Linked DNA regions of Mus musculus: region 1 is linked to region 2. The links are chromatin loops, found by intact Hi-C in ENCODE. Cell type or tissue: heart. All regions are shown on one strand. Each heading gives the region's core, and the rest is flanking DNA. Links, peaks and the distances in the headings are about the cores only.

Evidence for each region. A loop is a pair of places that touch in the nucleus more often than their neighbours do. Peaks named below come from ENCODE experiments on the same cell type or tissue, not always from the same donor. Only the 100,000 strongest peaks of a DNase experiment are listed, where the experiment ranks them.
Region 1: a loop joins it to region 2, with 3 times the contacts of the local background. A loop is called at or near these places in 11 of 42 quality-filtered maps.

The regions. Positions count from the first base shown.
Region 1 is chr3:35,686,843-35,698,009 of GRCm38, reverse strand. No RefSeq gene overlaps it. Among named protein-coding and RNA genes, the nearest start is that of Gm6639, 26 kb to the right of the region's middle. In heart, for the core only: a CTCF peak has its summit at 4,818 (motif pointing left); no DNase peak of the experiment used is centred there.
Region 2 is chr3:35,881,480-35,892,646 of GRCm38, reverse strand. Dcun1d1 (DCN1, defective in cullin neddylation 1, domain containing 1 (S. cerevisiae)) reads left to right here. Exons shown (of 7, transcript NM_001205361.1): 7 at 1-542. It also overlaps the pseudogene Gm20595. Among named protein-coding and RNA genes, the nearest start is that of Dcun1d1, 46 kb to the left of the region's middle. In heart, for the core only: no CTCF peak of the experiment used is centred there; no DNase peak of the experiment used is centred there.

The DNA of each region.
Region 1 (11,167 bases), core at 2,729-7,728, 200 kb after region 2:
GCATGCACAGACATGTGGGATCTCAGAGTTAGTACCTGTAATCAAGATTATAATACAATCTGTGATTGCTAATGGCCACACTCTTGAGGAAAATCAAGATCACTTGGGAACTGCAGGTCAAAAGCTATAGCTTGTGAATTTATTGCTATTCAATGAATTCTGATGTTGCAGATGAATACAATGCATCTGCCTATGTTTTGTTTCTGTTTTTGTTTTTAATAGAACACTCAGGAAAGCTGAGGTCTCAGAAACAGAACTGAATGAAACATATACCCAGTATTTCCGACTTCTTGTCACTGTTAGTAAAAGAACTTCGAAATGAGACAAAGAGAGGGATTAGGAAGAATTTTATTACAGACTTAAAAGTATTCACTCAAGGGAGAGTGCCGGCTTCTTAAGATACAGTCAGGACTCTTGGGACTTTTAATAACTTTTTTGTTTGGTCCATTAGGTTCCGTTTTTGTTTGTTTGTTTGCAAACTTTAATGGAAGGGTGACTCATTCCTGAGATAAGGAATGACGGAATCCTGGGAACGGATGGAGATTTTTCCCTAGCGGTAGGGATTACTGCCTCTTGCATGGGTCTGGGGTGTTATGCCAAGAGCTCCCTGACAGGAACATCCTTCTGTAGGAGGCTGGTCATATGAAGATGCTGTTGTAAGGAAGCTGAGTATCCATGTTGCACCAGTCAGTGTTGCCAAGCATTGTTTCGTTTTGAACTTCTATGCAGTCACATGGTGTCTTGTCTGACTATTTCCCGGTGGGGGCACCAGTCTCAAACTTGCGTCATTTGCCTCTTTCTCCTTTGTCTACAGAGCTGCCTTGATTGTTATTCTTAGTGGACATTTAGATTTGTTAAATTTGTCACACAGTTTCTCTGTATTTTGAAAAACATCAGGAAAGAAGTTGAAAGTAAATTGATTTACAGTTTGGCTAAGGTAGGGCTAGAGGTGGGGATTTGAGCTAATGCCCTGCTTCCCATGCCTATAGACACCTACAATGTATAGAAAACAGTAAGAACATATGTAATTAACTGTGAGGCAGGCTAATAGTCCTTTGAAGGTGCAAAGAGGACCTGGGCCCCATGTTGTTGGGTTGTTTGAAGACACTTAAAAAATTAAATGTAGGCAGAGGGAAATGCAGTCTCAAAGATCTCTTGTTTTAATAGAGAAAATAATCAGGTTTGTGAGTCCTATGGTTTTCCCTTAATCTGGACCTGTGAGAGTTTCTTGTTCTTGATTTTATTCATTTGATAGGTGGGGAATGCAAGCTTTTTGCATCTACTCTTTGGATGTCAGCCTCAAGCTCCTGAGTTCTGAATCTTGCTAAACACAGCACAGAACAGTGATCTTCTGAGAGCCGAAGAGAGGGCCAATCGAGGAGTGATGCGTTTTGCTGAAGCATCTTTTCAGAGCATGCTTCACTGGGATTGGATGGCAAGCAAAGCTTCTTCTCCAGCTAATCACAGGCAAGATTGAGACCTGTCCCCATTAGGTCGGTAATAAGCATTGTGAAATAGGACAAGGAGCCAGGGTGTCGAGTTACAAAAAAGCCCTGTATTGTCTCCTTCTACCCCAAACATAACTTGGATGACCCAGATGAACCCCAAATGCAATCCAAATCTTCCTAAAGGAAGAGAGGAAATGTGATAGAGAGGAGGGCAAGAGCTCACATTGGCCAGGTGTGATCCTGATTTGGAGACAAAGGAAGGGACCCAGAAAGACAGCACAAGGAATGTTTTGGAGGCTGTAAAGAGCAAAGGGCCAGGTGCCACTCACAGGCATGTCCACCCTCTTGGCTCTGTAACACAACCCTGTCACCTGCAAAGTCAATGCTCAAGAGTTGCACAATTGAGTGACAAAAAAGTCTCTCATAATCTTTTAAATGATTTACTGGGTCATGCATTTCCCCTAGGCAGGGTGCTGTTTCCTCGTGGAGAGTGTGTTCCCCTTTCTCATCTCCTTTGGGGCAGATTGATTGCCAGTGTTGAGAGATGATACCCAGTTAGTTTCCTCAGGGAACCCCTGTGGGGTTTGGTTTAATTTTATTTCCTGCTGGAGACTGAACCAAAGCTTCACAGAGCTCCATGCCCTGCCCAGTTCCACCTGCTCGGTGTTTTTTAAGTGAACAGTATGAAAGCAAACTCGGCATAGGAGCTTCTGTTTCAGGGAGCCACGTTTGGGTAGAGGTCCATGCTCCACTTGGGTTTTTCAATCAGTTTGCTGCCTTAATATATTCAAAGCTAGCATCTCCACCCTGTGTGGCCCGTGGTGCTTCCAAGTCCTAAGTTTCTCAGTGGTTCAGCAGGTCCAGTTAGGTTCCTCCTGTCAGGGATCTCTTCAGTTCCGGTAGCTCTTTTTCCTTGGATGAGATACTCTGCTTGTTACACCTACTGATACCCCTTCTAGTCTCTTTTACTGTTGTTATTTTTTCTCTTTCTCTTCCTCTTCCTTCCCCTCCTTCTTTGTACCCTCTTTCTCAGTTATTTTTCCTCTTAATTTTTTATTTAAGACAGGGTCTTTCTATATAGACCGTGATGTCTTGAAATTCAGAAATCCTCCTACCTCAGCTTCTTAAATTCTGGGGTTAAAGATGTGTACCACCAAGGCCAGTACCATCTTATTTTTGAGACAGGGTTTCTCACTGAACCTGAGGCCTTTTGATTTGTGTAGACTAGCTGGCTTGCAAGCCAGGATTCCTCCTGTCACTACAGCCTCAACTGGGTTACAGTGTGTGCTGCCATACAGGGCTTTTCCAAGTGGCTTCTGGGAGCTTGAACTTAGATCCTCTTTCCCATCATCTAAGTCATCTATCTTCCCAGCATTTTCTTCCTTCCTACAGATATTCATTTTTCTTCATTTAGTGGTATTGTCAGGATTTAAATAAGAAGGAAAGTATGTGGTTACTTTATTTGCTTAATCAGAAATCAGCCTATATGCCACCAGAGAGTGGGCTCAGCAGTAAACTGTATACTGTTGTTGTAGAGGGTAGGAATTCAGTTCCCAGCACCCACACCATCTGTAAGCCCCAGGAAGGTCTGATGCTACTACCCATCATGGGCACCACCACATCCTCCCCCACATACACATTATTAAAAAATAAATCTCAAAATTAAATATATCAGTCATTAATTTCAGTGTTTCAATTTTTTTTTAACTGTATGTCTTTGAGGCAACACATAATGGGATGAATTCAAATAATGTTTTGAGTCGGAAAAGCAGAATTTTATCACTGCCTTCTCATGCTTCCCTGCTGGGCTCAAGAACTAATTTGACACATGAAAAAAGTAAGAGGAGAACATAAGTATTTAATCTTAGTTTTGTGGACTGGGGAGCTCCGACTGAGAACTAAACATCAGGGAAGGGGTGACGTTCGAATGCTTTTATATTAAGTTGAACAGAGACACGAGTACAGAGAAGTAAATTCTGTAGGAGGCTAAAGGAAAATAGGAATTGTTTTAGCAGGGTTTGTTTGTACAGAATCCTGTTTGTTGTGCCTCCCCATTGAGAGGCATTCTTTTTTGCCTAGTCTTCAGTGTAGGTTTTTTTTTTTTTTTTATTCTCCTGTATGCAAGGAGAAGGGAATGAAGGGGATTCCTTTCCTTCAGCATCTGCTGCTTTTCAAATACCTTCCACTCCAAACAACACTCATGCCGAAGTGGCACATTCCAGGAATTTTATAAATGGACTGACAAAGGATCTAAAGGATTCTTTTGTTCCTTACTTTGGCTATCAAATTATGACAGAGTGACCACCCCTAAAATCGGGATGCTCTCGGGAATCTCATACTACCAGAAGAAAAAGTTTCAAGCCTGTAGCTAACCAGAGGGGCACTTGTCGCTAGAAACTGGTTTGCACCTTGTCCTTGCAGGAGACAATGATTTGCAGGTCAGTGATCTGCAGGACCCTACCTTGACCAGGGCTATTTATGCTTTCCCCAGGCCTTTTACTAAGTTAGCTCATGACATCCTCCTGAAGACAACCGGGGTGGGAGGTGCCAGTAGTGAGGGGTCAGAGACAAAGCTCTACACCGCCATCCTAGCCTGAGCAGCTAGCTACCCAAGATGTTTAAGGACCAAGATGTCAGGCGGAAATGGGACTTCAATAGCAAGAATTTCAGGACTGTTGGAGCAGAGATTTTGTTAATTGTTTTCATACAGGCTTACACAGAGGCCTGAAAGAAAGAGTGTTGCTCCGACGAAAGTAAGACACAGCCGGAAGTACAGGTGTAGACTATTCACAGGAATCACACTTCAAGAGTCTTAGCGATGACGTCACCGGAGGCGGGAAGACGAGGACACACGTCACCTTTAGCACCCTTGGGACTTTTATGAACCTTAACTCAGTCGCTGAAAGAACTTTAAGATTTGCCAATTTATGAAGCAGAGTTGGTGATTTCATCAAGGGTATCTCAATGGAAATGTAAGCTCAAGGGCGGAGAGACAGATGAGGGCTCAAAAGACAGTAAGCACATCTGGGAACAGTGGATTGATCGATCCAGCCGGTCTCCGATGACTCCCAGAGAGGTAAAGTGTGTCCTGTGTGTGAACTTGTAGGAAGAACATCTACTTACCATCGTATGCTTATACATGATCGGGCATGCACATGATTAATAGCAGATGTATCATGGGAAAAGACAGGCATAGTGAGCAAAGGCTTGCTTAACGTAAGCCTATCAATGAAAACAGGAAAGCAAGGGCTGGAGAGATGGCTCAGCAGTTAAGAGAACTTCCTGTTCTTCCAGAGAACGTGAGTTCAGTTTCTAGCATTCATGTCTGATACCTATAATTCTACCCAGCTCCAGGGACTATGGCACCCTCTTCTGGCCTCTGAGGGCACTGTACTCATGTGGATTCTTTTAAATCACGTGCTCTCGCTAGAGGTTCAGGCTGTGCTCTCCTCTGTTATGTGAAAGCTGTGCCCTGGGTGACTCCATTTTACAAAGCAGCAAATTCAGAGGCAACATGACTGTCCACGTAGATACCACCGGAAGCACAGACTGCCAGATAACTGATTCTTTTTTTTTTTAATTTTTTTATTAGGTATTTTCCTCATTCCAATGCTATCCCAAAAGTCCCCCATACCCTCCCCCCCACTCCCCTACCCACCCACTCCCCCTTTTTGGCCCTGGTGTTCCCCTGTACTGGGGCATATAAAGTTTGCAAGTCCAATGGGCCTCTCTTTGCAGTGATGGCTGACTAGGCCATCTTTTGATACATATGCAGCTAGAGTCAAGAGCTCCGGGTTACTGGTTAATTCATAATGTTGTTCCACCTATAGGGTTGCAGATCCCTTTAGCTCCTTGGGTATTTTCTCTAGCTCCTCCATTGGGGGCCCTGTGATCCATCCAATAGCTGACTGTGAGCATCCACTTATGTGTTTGCTAGGCCCCGCAGATAACTGATTCTTAAAAAAGGTACCAATTATAAACTTATCAAAGTAGATTTGAAACCACAACAGAAAAATCCAGACCCAAGAAACCCTCAAACACACAGGCCAAGGAAGGGTGAGATCTCCTTACCTAGACCCCACTAACAGACACTCAATACCATGATGATGACAGTCCCAGCAACGGTCATCCACTTGTCTGGTATGGGGGCAGAGACTTCTTGAGCTTCAGCCCAGCAAGCTCCTTACTTCTTGAAACATCCCTTATGAGTTGCCATCTGTTGGTCTGTCTGTCTATACCTATGGACCAGGTCTTCACCACTGTCGTCCTGCGTTTCTGCCCTACCTTGTGGTCCCATGATTCAGCTCAGTGCCACCGGCTTGCTCTCCAACTGGATTTTAAAACTACCTGCAGTACCTGCATCTGTACCAATTTTTTTGTAAAGCCCTCTTTGAACTATACCACTTCATTAACCCATTAGTAGCCATTCTGCAATTTACATGCATACAGACACACACATGCACATACACATGTATGCACACTTGTGAGTCTGAAGTACAATGTCAGATCTGAGAGTTGATGTTAGTGATTAAGACCGGAATAAAGTAATGTGTGTTGCCAATAGTCTGCTATCAAGGGAAACTGGGACACCCAGGTAAACCGTAGCCAGCAAAAGCAACATAGCTTGTGAATTTATCATTATTTAATAAAGTCTGACATCGTCAAGAGTCTCAATGTGCCCTTCTGTGTTTTGTGCACAGAACACATTTAAATTATTTTCCTCCTACAGTTAATGTGTCATGAATCCTTTATTTATTTATTTATTTATTTATTTATTTTGTCTTCAATATAAATTTATTTGGTTTAATACTGCTTGAGAGTGACTTAGGTTTGGGGAGTCCTCAGACTCTTCAATACTCCTCAGCCTTACTAGGTCTCCTTATGACCATGATAGGCAGAGGGGAATGTGAACATGATTTGGGGACATGTGAACAGAGATTTGGGTACTCTCCTTAAAATCATCATCTTGTAAAACTAAAGACAGAAGCCCAGGTAGAAGAGCTTTAAAGTAGGCTCTTCAAAGAGAAACACTACTTTCTATAATCAAACACTATATTAGTTTTTGTTTTTATTGATTGTGGCAGGGCCTGGTGGAACACACACACTTTTAGAGGCAGAGGCAAGCAGATCTTTGAGTTCAAGGCCAGTCAGATCTCTACGATGGATTCCAGATCAGCCAGGGCTACACAGTGAGCTCTTGTCACAAAAACAATGTATTTGTGACTCCTAAGAGATGAACACTCTTTCCATTATGGTTGCTGAAAGGCCTGTGGGCATGTGTATATGGACTGATCATCAAGGTTGGCTACACACCTCAGGCAGTGGCCACAGCATAGCCTTTGTCTACAAACACTGCCTCATTTATCAAGTAATTTGTCTTCAAAGACTATTTCATTCATCACACAACAGAAAGAAATTATGTTAAGGACTGCACTCTGATGAAAAGGTCAGGACTGTACCCAGGTACTTCTAACTCCCTTCCATACTGTGAAACTTGAGGTGGTGAGATCTCACGCCATCTGTGAGCACATCCTCGTGGACTTTGACAATGCCGGATGATACTCATTGGCAACTGAGAAGCCCAAGTAACTAAACAGTTTTCTTCCTTTTTCATGTCTCTTTTGGAATTAGAGTTTTAAAAAACATGCTCATGATAATTAATATCTTATCTGGTATATTTCTAATGATAAAATGATACTAATCTTGGTTTTAGTGAGGTTACACATGAAGATTTTATGTCCTTTTGTTTAAGCATGTATTTGTTGGTGTTATCACTGTTTGCTTACCCTAAACCTCTCCCTTATTCAAAACTAGTATTTAAAAGAGTCAAGGGTTTTCACTGTCTCTCTGTGTACACTTATGTGTCTACACGTGTATATATATTCTAATTATTCAGTATCATCTGGATAAAAGAAATTTAGTTTCTTAAAGTTTAACTTTAATTCTATTTACTCTAGCTAGAAATACCCAAAATTTTCTGGTGATGGATGGAGGGCCAATCAATCAGTGGGCTAGAAAGTGGGTCTGTTGCAGGTGACACCTGTAGCTAGGGTCCTGGTGTGGCTCAAACCCTGAGCTAGCGGGAGTACAGGCACCTTCTGAGCCAAGGTATCAGTGTTAGGGTTTAGCCTTGGAAAAATTCCTTGGCAGATAGGGGCCATGGAATGCTGCAGAAATCACACCAACCAACAAGTCTCATACAAGAGAGAGGATGGGGAGGGGGTGGTGGTGGGATCCTTTGGAGGAGGAAGTGAAAGGTAACCTCTCAGTGGGGACAACAGAAAGACAGGGATGCCCCCTCACGCATGCGCGTAAACACACACACACACACACACACACACACACACACACACACACACACAGAAAGTAGGCCACAGAGGCTAATTATGTTATCTCAGGCTACAATCTTTCTCAGAGAGCAGTTCTCCAGGAGCATCCACCAAACTATCTAACGAAGTCTCTCTTCCCTTTTGCCCTTTTCCCACTTGGTCAAGGGCTATTGATTTAAAGTAGATTCAAAGTCTGTTTATTTAGGTTCCCTCTCCCATTCTCTCCCTCCCTCCCTCCCTCCCTCCCTCCCTCCCTCCCTCCCTCCCTCCCTCCCTCCCTCCCTTCCCCCTCCCCCCCCTCTTTCTTGGTAGGACCTCAGATAGCCCAGGCTAGCCTTGAATTTACCATGTGGACTAAGGATAACCCTAAGCTTCTCATGTTTCTGCTTCTGTCTCTTCTTTGGTGGGATAACAGTGAGCACTTCCATGCTGGGTTTACACTGTGCCAGGCATCGAACCCAGGCCTTTGTGTGTGCCAAGGCCTACCAAGGCAAGTACTCTACCAAGTGAGCTACTGCTCTTTGCTGCTTCCTCTCCCTTTCTTTCCCATTTGTTTGTTTTTAGCATAACAGAAAAACAGCATAGCTTCCTGGAAGAAGCTAAATACTTTTGCTGAAGTCGTATTGGCGCTTTACTGGAAGGTGACTCTTTATCCATAATTTAAAAATTTTTTGAGAGTATATTTAATTATATCATTTCCCCTTTCCTTTTTCTTTCCGCAAACCCACCCATATACCCCCTGCCTACTTTGCTCTTTTTCAAATTCATGATCTTTTTTCTTTAATTGCTATTACACATACATGTACACACACACACACACATTCCTAAATACATAAATACAACCTGCTCAGTCTATATACTGTTACTTGTATGCACATATTTTCAGAGCTGACCGTTTGATATTGGGTAGCCCATTACTGTGGTCCTCCCTGGGTAAGGCTGTTTTTCCTGATTTCAGCATTCCTTAGCTCCCCGGAGTTTTTAAAGCTGAAGGGGCATGAGCCCTAGAAGGTGACTTTTAGACACATTTGCAATGGAATGTTCCTTGTCTTACCCATTTCTAGACATTTAAGGCACACAAACTTTGGAGAAGCTATGGGCCAAGACACTTAAACAGACTTTTGTATTCCTAGACCTTGTCCAAAGCTCCTACCTCAGTCTCTTGCCTGCTTATGGTTCAGGTGTGCCGCAGTTCATAACCAGGCAAACTCACGGCTTCTCAAAGCATTACCTAACTGGAACCATAGGTTGAAGCATACTTTGGTGCCACCTTATGCTAAGCGGGCAGAATTGCACCTACTTAGACCAGCTTCATTGCCACGCTCTCAATGAATTGAAACAAGGAACCTATAGTACTTTTGTGTGTGTGTGCTATACCTTAATTTCTTTTTTCAAATGTAATATTATAAAAGTGATAACCATATTGAATGACATTAAAATAGATGATTTAGCATGGACAAATATTCGTGAGAAAGTTATATAATCTGTGTTAAATTTCCTTTCTGTTTCTATCACAGGATACCCTAAGACTGGAATGAGGCACATGAAAACCACTTTGTGTATTATTGTACAATTGATGGGAAAGTCAGAAAACCATGGATAAATCAAAGGAAGCAGAGTAGCCAGCTGCTGGTGGCTGTGGCAGTCAGTACTTAGAAGGTCCTGACCATGTACCAGGACCTCATTTAATCCTCTCATATCCCTGTGAGATTAGCACAGTAACTATCTCCATTTTAAAGACTGGGAAAGGGAGGCAGAGAGATTTAGTGACTTGCTTAGGGTCACGCTGTTAACTAAATAGCCCAACCAAGGTCTGACTTTTGAACCCGTGTATTTGGCTGTAGTGTCTACAGTTACTAGGTTATTATCTCCAACGTTAAGACAGTAGAAGGAATAACATATGTTTATTGAGCAATTACTGTGTGGAGTAAGTAGTCACATGTTTCATCTTATTTCAACTTTGCACCGACTTTATGAGGAGCATATGGTCTCATTTCAGAAATCAGAAACCCAGTGTTACAGAAGATAGCTAACTTGTGCAAGATAAACCCAGTGTTACGGAAGATAGATAACTAACTTGTGCAAGATCACAGAGAATAGGTGATTCTTGATCTGCATTATTTCACGGCACAGTTCTTTGGTGGCAGGGGAGGGGGAATGTCAGGCAGGGGGAAGAGGGGGAGAGGAGGAGAGGTTGAGAGGAAGGGAAACACACACACACACACAGAGAGAGAGAGAGAGAGAGAGACAGAGACAGAGACAGAGACAGAGAGACAGAGAGAGAGACAGAGAGACAGAGACAGCGAGCGAGCGAGAGCTATCCTGCGACATACTTGGCTGGGGTGTCACTTGCCATTCTCCTACCTTAGTGTCCTGACTACTGCTCTGGGCACAGGAGTGGACCATCATGACCAATGACAGCCCTAGTTACTAACCACGCAAACACATGGCCTCTCAATGCATGTGACAGGAAAAAAAAAATCTTAGTCTTTTAACTGAGATGGTTGAAATCAGAGTGTTTCAGGTTTTATATTTCTTTTGTATTTTGGACTATTTGCAGATATGTAATGACATATCTCACTTTAATTTCATAAGCACCTCATATATAGCCCAAAGGTAATTTTTAATAATGTCACACAAATGTATAATTATAACATAATTTATAATATAGATAGCTTACATAAATAAGTTTCTTTTTCAGTATCTCACTATGCATACACTGGCTGGCTTAGAATTTACTATGCGGATTTGGCTGCCATCAAACTTGTGGGAATCCTCTTGGCTCTGTCTCATAAGGGCTAGGATTACAGATATGTGCCACTGTGCCTTGTGTGTATAATATCTTTCAAAGTATTTAATATTTAAAATTATGTATGTGTGTATGTGTGGCTGGGAAGGCCCCTGAGGAGGCCAGAAAGGAATTCTGAGCTCCCTGAAGTTATAGGAAGTTGCCAGAGGCCTGATGTGGGTTTGGAGAACTGAACTCAGGTCTTGCAAAAGAGCAGCAGGTTCCCTTAGCTGCTGAGACATCTCTCCAGACCAATATTTTAAAATGTACTTCTGTCTTTACTGTTATCAGTTACATGGGTTCTGATGTGAAAATTTCTACTGTGGTACCATGTCCAGGCTCAAAATGTTTCAGATGTTTAAACATTGGGTTTTAGGTTTCTGGTCTAGAGATTCCCAGCTTGTATAACAATGATGCATGATTTTTAGATCAGTAAGATTTCTTTCATTCCTGATGGGCATTTCCCAGTCTGTTGTCTCGAATGGAGGATCATTGAAGATGTGAGAGCAAGCAGAGCAGAGGCAGGTGCTAGTACATAAAGTTAAAGAAGGAAAGAGATAAAAGTTCCCCAAAGTGGGAGAGTTTCTCAAGGGAAACCCACC
Region 2 (11,167 bases), core at 2,322-7,321:
GAGTGCAGAGTTCTTTTTTTATTTTTTTCTTTGATGATAAGTTTTTGAGCCATTCCATGCCCACCCTGCTTGTGTGTTTACGTGTGTTGCTGTTAAGGACTGTTTGGAAACCTGTCATTTTGGCATACAAATAGGAGCAAGTTGACCTAAGAGAATAATTTGGGGATGAAAAATGGAAAATGGTGTTGGGAAAAGTTATACTTGTTTACAAAGTATGCCCTTGTAACATGAATGACCGTTCAGTGAGCGTTTATGTGGCTCTGAATGTTAAATTGTGTCTTTAATAGGAAATATTTACCTGACACCTCTGGGCTTTTTGTTGTTGTTGTTACCTTAAACTTTTAATAATATGGTTTATATTGAATGCTGAGATGTTTTGATAAGAGTTTACCAAATTTGATAATGTAATGATAAATGTTTTAAAATGTGAACTATTTATCATATATCTTAATAATTGAACTGTGGCTTTTATATGACAGATGATGAATAGGGTCAAATTATGGCTCACCCTTTAATTGATTATAAACTTGAGTGTATTTCTGAACCCTTTTATTGCTTCCATTTTTATAATCATAGCAGTACTTTTTATTTCATAGGAATCTAGTGAAGTTAATTTCTGGTTTCCATTGACTCCTTTTGGTTAACTGAGTTGCTTTATTTGTGCCACTCTCTGGAGGCAGAACAGATAAGCTTGGAACTGTCACCCATGGTCTCCTCTGGGCACTCCTGGCTTCTTTTCTGTATTGCCTGTTTGGAAAGTGTCATTTGCTGTAGACTACCTCTTGGACAACCTTGCCATGGGCTCATGGAAGGAATTGGTGCTAATGCAGCTTTTGACTTCTCTTTGGTTGATTGTTTTTCAAGATTCTTTTTTATTTTAAATTATGTGGCTGGAGGTATGTGTGGTGTGTGCATATGATTACAGGCGATGAAGGCCAAACGGATGCATGGGATCCCGGAGAGCTAGAGATGCAGACACCTGGAGCCACCTAGAGCAGCTGAGGAGCAGAGCAAGCTGCCCGTAATCTTTCCAGCCCCAGGTTCATTTGGAAAACAAACATCGTCAAAAATACCAGCATAAAACCTCTCATAAACAGTTAAATCATGGTGAAAAGAGCAGACGTAACATGGCCTAACGGGTAATGGCTTTATCTAGGGCCGTTAAAAGAGAAGTAACTTTGTAGTTACTCACTTTTGCTTTTGTTGTTACTGTTTTGAAATGGGGACTCATGAACTCCAGGCCATTCTCAGAATCACTGTGTAACCAAGGATATCCTTGAACTTCTGACCCTCTAGTCCCTATCTCCTGAGTGCTGGGATTACAGTGTACCACACCCGGTTTATTTGAAGCTGGGGATCAAAGGTGGCATTGTGCATGTTAGACAAGCAAAGTGCCAACTACAAAGCTACATCCCCTACTCTTTTAAACTGAAAATTAAAGATTTACTTACGTGTATACAAAGGTTCTCTCCCTTCACAAGCAAGTTACTTTCAGTTTAATTTTTTGCAGTTATACTGTCCTTTGGTTTACAGGCTGTGGCTCAGGGTGTTTGAGTTGTCCCATGCAGACAGCCCTATTACACTCTTATATTTTTGTGGGTGATTGGTGATGTTGGTAGTGGTGGTGGTGTTTTGGGGGTTTGTTTGGTTAGTTTGGTTTTGCTTATTTTGTTACTGTGGGTTTTGAGACAACCGGCCATGAACTCATAGAGGTCCACCCGCCTCAGCCTCCTGAAGGCTGGGGTTAAAGGTGCATGCCACCACACCCTACTGCTTTTCTCTCTTCCAAGTGTTTCATAGGAGAGTTGTTAGAATTCCATTTTTTAACTTTGTTTTGATACTGTGTTTTTGAAATGGACCGTGCTATAGCCCAGTGTTGCCCCAAATGTAATTCTGCCCCTCAGCCTCCCAGATGCTGGGATTAGAGGCATGTGATACGGTGAGCAGCTTGGCTTGGCTTTCTTCCTCCCTTTTATGGGTATGGGTATTTTGCCTTTATGTATTTCTGTGTTTCATGTTCAAGGAGCCCAGAAGAGGACGCTGGATCCCTCGAGACTGAAGTTAGGTGCTTGTGAGCCACCCTGTGGCTTCTGGAAATGGAGCTCAGGCCCTAGGGAAGAGCAGCCAGTCTTCTGGTTCCTTAGGTTGGCTCCTAATATTTGAGTTTTAAAATGTTTTGTGTTTGCTTTTGAGATGGTCTCGTGCAGCCCCAGGTTGGCCTTGAACTCCTGGTGTAAGTGAGGGTGATCTTGAACACCTGGCCGGCCTACCTGCCTCTGAGTGCTGGAATCAGAGGCAAGGTTTATGCAGTTTTGGAGATGGAGCCCAGGCCCCCCGGAAGCACTGACCAGCAGAGCTACGCTCCTGTCCCTAAGATGTGCTATTGGTTGTCTGAGAAGGTAACTTTACGTCGTTGGCAAATCTGGAGGCCAATGCAAAGTCATGGAGATGAAAAGAAAAAGCCAACATCTGCTTAGAAGCAAGTCCTTCTCTAGGAGAAAGCACTCATCAAGTTCAAAGAAAATGGAAAAGTTTTGAACCAAAATCAAAACTTTGAAAACAAAGTTTGATTTGAAACAATTGTGTGAAGTGTACAAGGAACAGCTTAATTAACAAACACGGAAGAGGAAAACCTACAACTGCTTTACATCTAGAAAGTATATTTTTGTGTAAAGGCATATTCAATATAAATAATAAAATTTTATTTCAGGTTATAAAATAGAAAAAACTTTTTATCTAATGGAAAAATTGAGTGATATCAAGCAAAAATTTTTTTTCCAGAAGAAAATAGAGATCAAGACGGGGGATGGATTAGTTTAGAGTAAAATGTGTAAAATGGCCAAAGTGCTGACTGTGCTATGGTAAACAGAGCTAACATGGCCACCTTGGCCAAAGGTCTATGCTGTTGTAAACAGAGGTTATGTGGCTGCCTTGTCTCAGCAGACGGTAGCAACTATGAATGGCATGCTGATGTGGGACCTGTACAGGCAACATGCTTTCAAGCAAATGTAGACTGTGTCCTAAGAGTCATTAGAATTTATATCAAATCTCTGGACTGCCTGCCATGCAGAGCATTAACAGTCTTCCTAAGCATTTGTTTTGGTCACTCTTCATAAAATCACAAGAGGCTGAAGGCACAGGCAGTGGTAGCATTGGTACCAGCAGCAGACACGGCTCCTTTGAAGTATAATCCCTGCACCTTCAAGGTTCAGTCACCCAGCAGCTCCAACAGCTGCATCCTCACAATCAGGTTTTAGAGCAAGACTACCTGACTGGAAATGTCCCCTGAGCTGCTCCTGTCCCTCCAAGGACTTCTGCTAATTTGTGTGCAGTCATTTCCTTTCTGAAATGTAGGGAGAATCATATAGTTTGTGAGCTTAAACTGTCCTTGGGGTGAACCCTAGAATGTGGGTTAGCTCCGTTCTTCGTTCTTATTTGCAGTAGACAGTTAATGTTCCTACTTGGTGTTTGTTTGTTTGTTTTAGGATGATGATGCTATGAATGTCTGTCTTTGTGTGGATTCATTTTCAACTCTCACAGTTTCAAATTTGGAATTGTGGCTGTACCACTTAGAGATGTTCTACCACCACGCAGGTGTTGCTGGTTATCCTGGTCCTCTTGTCTTTCCTTCATACGCATGCTCATTCCAGTTAGTTCTCTTATCTATAGGATGTGCAAACTGAGGGACTTTGAGATGACCTAGGAGATTGCTCTAGAATTGGGAAAAAGAATGAAATCAGTCTGGGCTGTGCTCCTCCATGAAGGTTGAGTTTTCTGAAACCAGTGCAAGTGAGCGGTTCTGGAGACGCCTTGAGTGAGGGTTGGTGCTGATGGGTGCAAAGTGTCATGTATGACGTTAGTCACACCAACAGTGTGAGGTCCTTGAAATGTCATGAAGTATGCTGTGTATGTTTTCTAGATCTTTCACTTTTGAGGAAACTTTGAAATTTTGACGAAATTCCCAAAGATTTGCTTATCATTCTGTTTCAGCTGCCTATGCAGCTGTACAAGGTCACCCCGACCTCAAGTGGTCCCTGGTTACAGGTTAAAGGGCAGTGTGGCACTGGGGCGGAACTTACAGCCTTTGTCTAGCATGAGTGAAGCCCTGAGGTAGGTCCCCACTATGACAAAGAAATCAGACCAGGGTTTCAGATTACAGGCTGCTGTGCCTTTCTATGGTTGTGTTTTTAAATTTTTTAATGAAAATTTTTAGACAGAAAAGACATGAAACAAAACCATGCTCGTCTCCAGGCCAGTGTTAATGTACATGCACGCTGCCTGTGTTTGGAACCTTGATCTGTTTAGAAGCACTTCCCAGAAAGCAAATTATTTAACGGGTAGTTATTTCAGTGTAAGGGTTTTAAAACATCACCACATTTTTCATTTAGTTATTAGTGGTTTCTTACTGTTAGTAACTAGCCATATAAACCCCATTCTTTGTGTTGTTGTTGTTGCTTTTGTTTTTCAAGACGAGGTTTTTCTATGCAGCGAAGGCTGTCCTGGAACTCCTTTGATCAGGCTGGCCTCAAACTCAGAGATCTGGCTGCATTTGCCTCTACCTCCTGAGGGCTGGGATTAAAAACGTGTGCCACCACCGCCCAGCAAGCTATGTTCAAGTCAGTATTTATGCATGCGGTATAATGCATGCAGGACCCATACATTACATGTGTCTTCATAAATCTCTTCACCTGTACCTTGTAATTTGAGATATCTGTCATGGCTTTAACTTTTATATGCAATTTCCAAAATTTATGATGAAATTTTTATATACTTAGTAAAAATATCCTAACTTGAACATACTTTGAACATCAATGAAATGTGACATGAGAAGCTAGTTTAGTTAGGTCAGCAGACTTGAAACAGCCAGTGTAATGGACTCAGAAAAATAATTAGTATTGTATGTGTGCATGATGTATTGGGGGGGGGGGTGCGCATGCCATGGTCTGCACATGGAGGACAGAGAACAGCTCTGTAGCGTTCCTTCTCAAACCTTTGCATGGGTCCTGGCCTGGAGATTGAGCCCAGGTCATCCGGCTTCCGCAGCTGTCACCTTTACTCACTGAGCGCCTCACTGGCCCAGAAACTCCGAGACCCAGTTTTCCAAATAAATGAAGCAGTCACTTCTGTAAAGTTTCTTAGTTTCTAACTGTCCACTTAGCTTAAGGAAAGGCACTCAACATCAATAGGGTAATGTAAATAAGCCCGCAGAGGAGCCACTTCTTAGCAGGCATCACTCTTACCAGAGTTGAACAGTAGCTGAGTTTGTCACTCAGTGACAGCCCTTGCTTTGCACATGTGACACCCTGGGTTTGATTTGTTGCTGAGGCTGTAGAGAAGTGAACTGTTGGATATTGTGGGTGGGATTGCAAACTGTTGCACTGGCTTCAGGAAAAAGATTGTCTTTTCCTGAATACATTGAATACAGAGTTAGCATGCAATCCAAGAATTCTCAAGAGACTGGAAAACACCCGTTCTACAAAATCATACAGAATATTAGAAGTATAGGAGCTAACAAGACGCAATGCAAGTAACCACCTGGCTGATGAGGGATGTGCACCACACAGTTCGACGGTGCTCGTCGAAGGGATGAAGTGCTAACAGAAAGTTCCTTTTAAAACATCCTTAGCGAGACAAGATAAGCTTCACCACCCGCTCCACCACCACCTCCACAGGTCCCGGGCTCTGTGCGGACTCCCAGCCGGCTGGTCCGGCCTACTAGCAGCGCAGCTGGCATCTATGCAGGTGCTGGGGGCTCCGGGTCCCATATATCTGTGTCCCGCTGTGTCTGGGATGGCGGGAATAGGTGGAATCCAAACCGAGGAGACCTTGCAAGACCTGAACCACTGACTGGCCAGCTACCTAGACATATATGTGGATGTGAGTATAGCTACTAGCTATAAAGCTAGAAAGGAGCCCATGAGCGGGAAAGCAGGAGGGTGGTAGATCACATGATGTGAAAGCTAAGAGGGCGCTGTGGAGGTGGTGGGTGGGAGATGCTGTGGTTACTTAATACTCGATGCTTTGTGTGCTACAACACAGATGACCTTGACTTCGTGGTGGATACAAGGACCAGTCTTAAAGGCGGACAGCTATGATTCCATTTGTAAGACTTGTCTAGAATAGGCAAAGTCACCGGGAAGGATCTGTGGCTGGAGCACTTGGTGGGCGCAAGCTTAGGCTGTGACGAGGACATTCTGAAATTAGATACCTGTACACATTGAACCTTATGCCTTACATGGGCACAAATATTGTACTTAATTCGATTTTTTTCTAATAATATGCAGGATTGGTGCACACGTGCCTTCAATTCCCCCTCCAGAATGTTCCCTGTGTCTTCCTAATCTTTGATGAAAGGAGCTTTGCCTGAAGTGGAGCCTGACTGATGCGTTCAGGTCTTTGGAAGAGGTTGGCCTGGGACAGGCGACACTTTGCCGCTCCCGTCAGAGCCATGAGGCTGTCCTACAGATTAGTTACATTCAGCTGCATTCAGTTAGGGGTCCCCATGCTGTACCTCCTCCCTTGAGCAGCACAGAAGAGGTGGCAGGTAATCCCTGCGCCCTACTGTTACCTGGGGACAGTGACACAAACTGTAAGAAGCCAGAAATCTACATTAAGAGAGTTCTTTGAACTTCTCTTCAACCTCACCTGCTTTTATCCTCAGCTTCTCAAAGCATTGCAGTGTGTGTAAGGGAGGGTTGAGTCTGCACACTTTGTGAGCACAGCAGGGGTACGTTGGGATGATCTCCCTCGCCTGAGAGTATAGGTATCTGCTTTAGGCTATGCAGTTTGGCTGACTCCATGCCAGCAAACTCATCTGCACTGGAAAGCTAAGGTTCTTGTAGGAGGCAGTCAGTCCATCGCTCTTGAGAACTCAGAAGGTCACATGACCAGTGCAGTTTGGGTTTGGTATGTGGATCTAGAGCTGGCTCCTTGAGGCTGTGTCTGCTGTTGGAGCGCACATTCCTCACAGGCTGTTAGGAGATCTCCCACAGCAGTATCCTTCTGGGTCCTCAAGGATGCAGCACGAGGCAGGGTTTTGTAGGTCACATGGAGTCCATTTGCGATAGACACTGAATTTTCCATCTTGCCTTGTTTTTTCTTATGAGACTTTTAAAATATGTTCTGGGTGTGGTCCTTTATTTTGGATATATTTTGTGTATAACTTTTGCATCTGCTGTCTTTGTGCGTGTGTGTGCCTGTACATGGGGGTGTCTACATTTTCTTACTCTCTGTCCCTTCCACCCTCCTCTCTACTCACTCACTCCTCCCCTCTCTGCCTCCCCCTATCTTACCCCTCCTTCCCCTGACCCAAAACTGATAGAGATCAGTCATTAAGTGTTATGTTGTAACTTGAGATTTTTGCCTAACTGAAGGTCACTAAGATTTCTCCCTAGTTTTCTAGGTATTTTATAATTCAGACCATTAGAGTTTTATGGTTCAATTTAAGTTTGTATGTGGTGCAAGAGTCTAGATTCCAGTTCTATTTGATCAGGTTACACCCTCCCCCATTTAATTCTATTGATACCTTGTCAATAGGCCAGCAGCACACCACATGGGGCTTATTTCCCAACTCTGTTATGAAAAAATTAAGTACAGAAGCGCTTCAGACACTTTTTACTACAATTGGAGTGCGGTAGTGTGCCAGCACCCAGGGGAGCCAGGGCAGGGGAGCAGCAAGGACAGTGTCCCAATGAGCCGTGCTCTGAAGCCAAACATCAGGAATGCTGTTCAGGAGACTGGCCTTAAATCTATACATTAGTTTGAAAGAAGATTATCATTTTAAGTATAAAGAAAAATTTATCCCAGAATAATAATATATATACTACTTGCTTAGATCTTTAAATTTCCCTAGCAAATTTTATGACTTACCCTGTAAGTATTGCACTATTTAAGTTTTTTATGTCATTGTGAATTTTTTAATTTCATGTGTAATATTTTGTGGCTAGTATATAGATTAAAATGGAGTATTGTCCATTTATCCTGAGTCCCATGATGTTGCTATACACCTCTATAAATTCCTATCTTTAATGAATTCTTTACAATATACTACATACATCATTATGCCATTTGCAAATGAAGTTATAATTCTTTTTAATCCACATGGATTTATGTTTTGTCTTATTTTACTGGCTAGTATAATGTTGAATAGAGGTGGTAAAAGTGCCCTGCCTTTTACCCAGTTTAAGAGAGAAAATATCTGTGTTTCACTATTAAGTCTGATAAGGGTTTTAAACTCCATTTTCCTAGTTAGTGCAGGATTTTCCCGAGTGTGTTTTTAATGTCTGTTTAGATGTTGACGGTCCTTTTCGCAGATGTACCACACTGATTGACTTTTTTCTTTTTTGGATATTAAAGCACTTGCGTTTCTGGATCAAACACACTTGATTATAGTGTGTCTTTCTTTTGTATCTTGTATCAGTTTGCAAACATTTTTATTATGACATAGTTTAATGAAAGTCACCTGCTTAAAGTATACAATTTCAGGAGTTTTTAATATTTCCGTGCAGCTGCACAGTGATCACCGTGATTAAATCATTCACACTGAGGAGCTGCAACCTCAGCCTCTTCCTCAGGACCAAACAATGTCTAATGCATAGCCTGCTGCTGCAGATCCATCACTCATGTACACTTCTTAAAAATGAAATCATAAACACTTGGTTTTGTGGTTAGAATTTTGATCAGTATAATGATTCCAAGGCTTATTATATACTGTAGCAAATATCAGTATTTCATTCCTTTTTATGTAAATAATATTCATTATAAAGATATACATTGTTTATATAGCTGTCAGTTGATTGATAGTCTGGGTTTAGTTTGATAATAGGTTAAATAATAGTGCTATCTACATTTATATACAAGTGTTTGTTTAAATGTTTAGAAATATACATAGGATTCTCTAGTAAGTCTGTTCAACTTTTTAAAATTTTATTTCAAATGTGTTTTATCTGCGTGTATGTCTTTGTGAGGGTATCAGACCCCCACCCCCACCCCAACTGAAGTTACAGACAGATGTGAGCTCCAATGTGGATGCTGGGAATTGAACCCAGGTCCTCTGGAATACCAGGAAGTGCTCTTTACTGCTGAGTCATCTCTCAAGCACCTATGTTCAACTTTTAAAAAGATTTATTTATTTACTATACAGTGTTCTGCATGTATATATGCCTGCATACCAGAAGAGGGCACTGCACCAGATCTCATTATAGATGGTTGTGAGCCACCATATGGTTGCTGGGCATTGAACTCAGAACTTCTGGAAGAGCAGCCAGTGCTTTTAAACTCTGAGCCATCTCTCCAGCCCCTGGTGTTCAACTTTTAAATGTCACATTGTTTGTGACCCATGATGAAGCATGTAGTTTAAGTGAGCTGTAGAAATGATTGGACAACAGCAATTCACACATAAGAACCAGAGGCTAGAAATGGTACACACTTTGTCCCAGTATTAACTAGAGCACATTTAGAACGTCTTAATATTGGTCTATCAGTTTCAGATATAGCTCATAAAATATCATGCACAAGTCCATGAAAGCCCTTCCTGAATTGGTATGTTTTTCTGCAACAGTCCTTTGAGATGTTGATGAATGTCATCTCTAATTCATACCTCTATAATGAGTGACATGCGTTTTATATATATATATATGTGATATATGTGTATATCATACACATATCTATATCTATCTATCTAGTAATGAAGGTTTCTGGCCAAGTTTGTTGCTGAGGCATTTATTTTGTTTATAGAATCAGTCTGTTAAGTTCTGGGCTCTTGAGTACATCCTGGCACATGTTTTTTGTTTTGTTTTGTTTATTCTTACAATTATTATTATATTGTATTAAATATTTTTATTTACATTTCAAGTATTTTCCTGATATTTGGTTTCCCCTCCGAAAACCGCCTATCCCTTCCCCCTTCCCTCTGCTCACCAATCTACCCTCTCCCACTTCTTGGCCCTGGCATTTCCCTACACTGGGGCATAGAACCTTCACAGAACCAAGGCCCTCTCCTCCCATTAATGACCAACAAGGCCATCCTTTGCTACATATGGGCTGGAGCCTTGAGTCCCTCCATGTGTACTCTTTGGTTGGTGGTTTAGTTCCTGGTAGCTCTGGGGATTTAGGTTGTTTCATATTGTTGTTCCTCCTATGGGGCTGCAAACCCCTTCAGCTCCTAGGGTCCCTTCTCTAGCTCCTCCATTGGGGATCTTGTGCTCAGTCCAATGGTTGGCAGAGGGCATCTATCTCTGTATTTGTCAGGCACTGGTAGAGCCTCTCAGGAAACAGCTATATCAGTCTCATGTTAGTAAGCATGTGTTGGCATCCACAATAGTGTCTGGGTTTGGAGACTGTATATGGGATGGATCCCCGGGTGGGGCAATCTCTGGATGACCTTTCCTTCAGTCTCTGCTCTACACTTTGTCTCTGTAACTCTTTCCATGGGTATTTTCTTCCCCCTTCTAAGAGGGACCGAAATATCCACACTTTGGTCTTCCTCCTTCTTGAGTTTCATGTGTTTTGCAAATTGTATCTTGGGTATTCTGAGCTTCTGGGCTAATATCCACTTATCAATGACTGCATACCATGTGTGTTCTTTTGTGATTGGGTTACCTCAATCAGTATGATGTTTCCTAGTTCTATTCATTTGCTTAAGAATTTCATGAATTCATTATTTTTAATGGCTGAGTAATACTCCATTATGTAAATGTACCACATTTTCTGTATTCATTCTTCTGTTGAGGGACATCTGGGTTCTTTCCATCTTCTGGCTATTATAAATAAGGCTGCTATGAACATAGTGGAGCATGTGTCCTTATTTCATGTTGGAACATCATCTGGGTATATGCCCAGGAGTGGTATTGCTGGGTCCTCAGGTATTAACATGTCCAATTTTCTGAGGAACTACCAAACTGATTTCCAGAGTGGTTGTACCTACCAGCTTATAATCCCACCAGCAATGGAGGAGTGTTCCTCTTTGTCCACATCCTCCCCAGCATCTGTTGTCACCTGAGTTTTATATTTTAGCCATTCTGACTTGTGTGAGGAGGAATCTCAGGGTTGTTTTGATTTGAATTTCCCTGATGACTAAGGATGTTGAACATTTTTTTCAGGTGCTTCTTGGCCATTCTCTACTTCTCAGAATTCTTTGTTTAGCTCTGTACCCCATTTTTAATAGGGT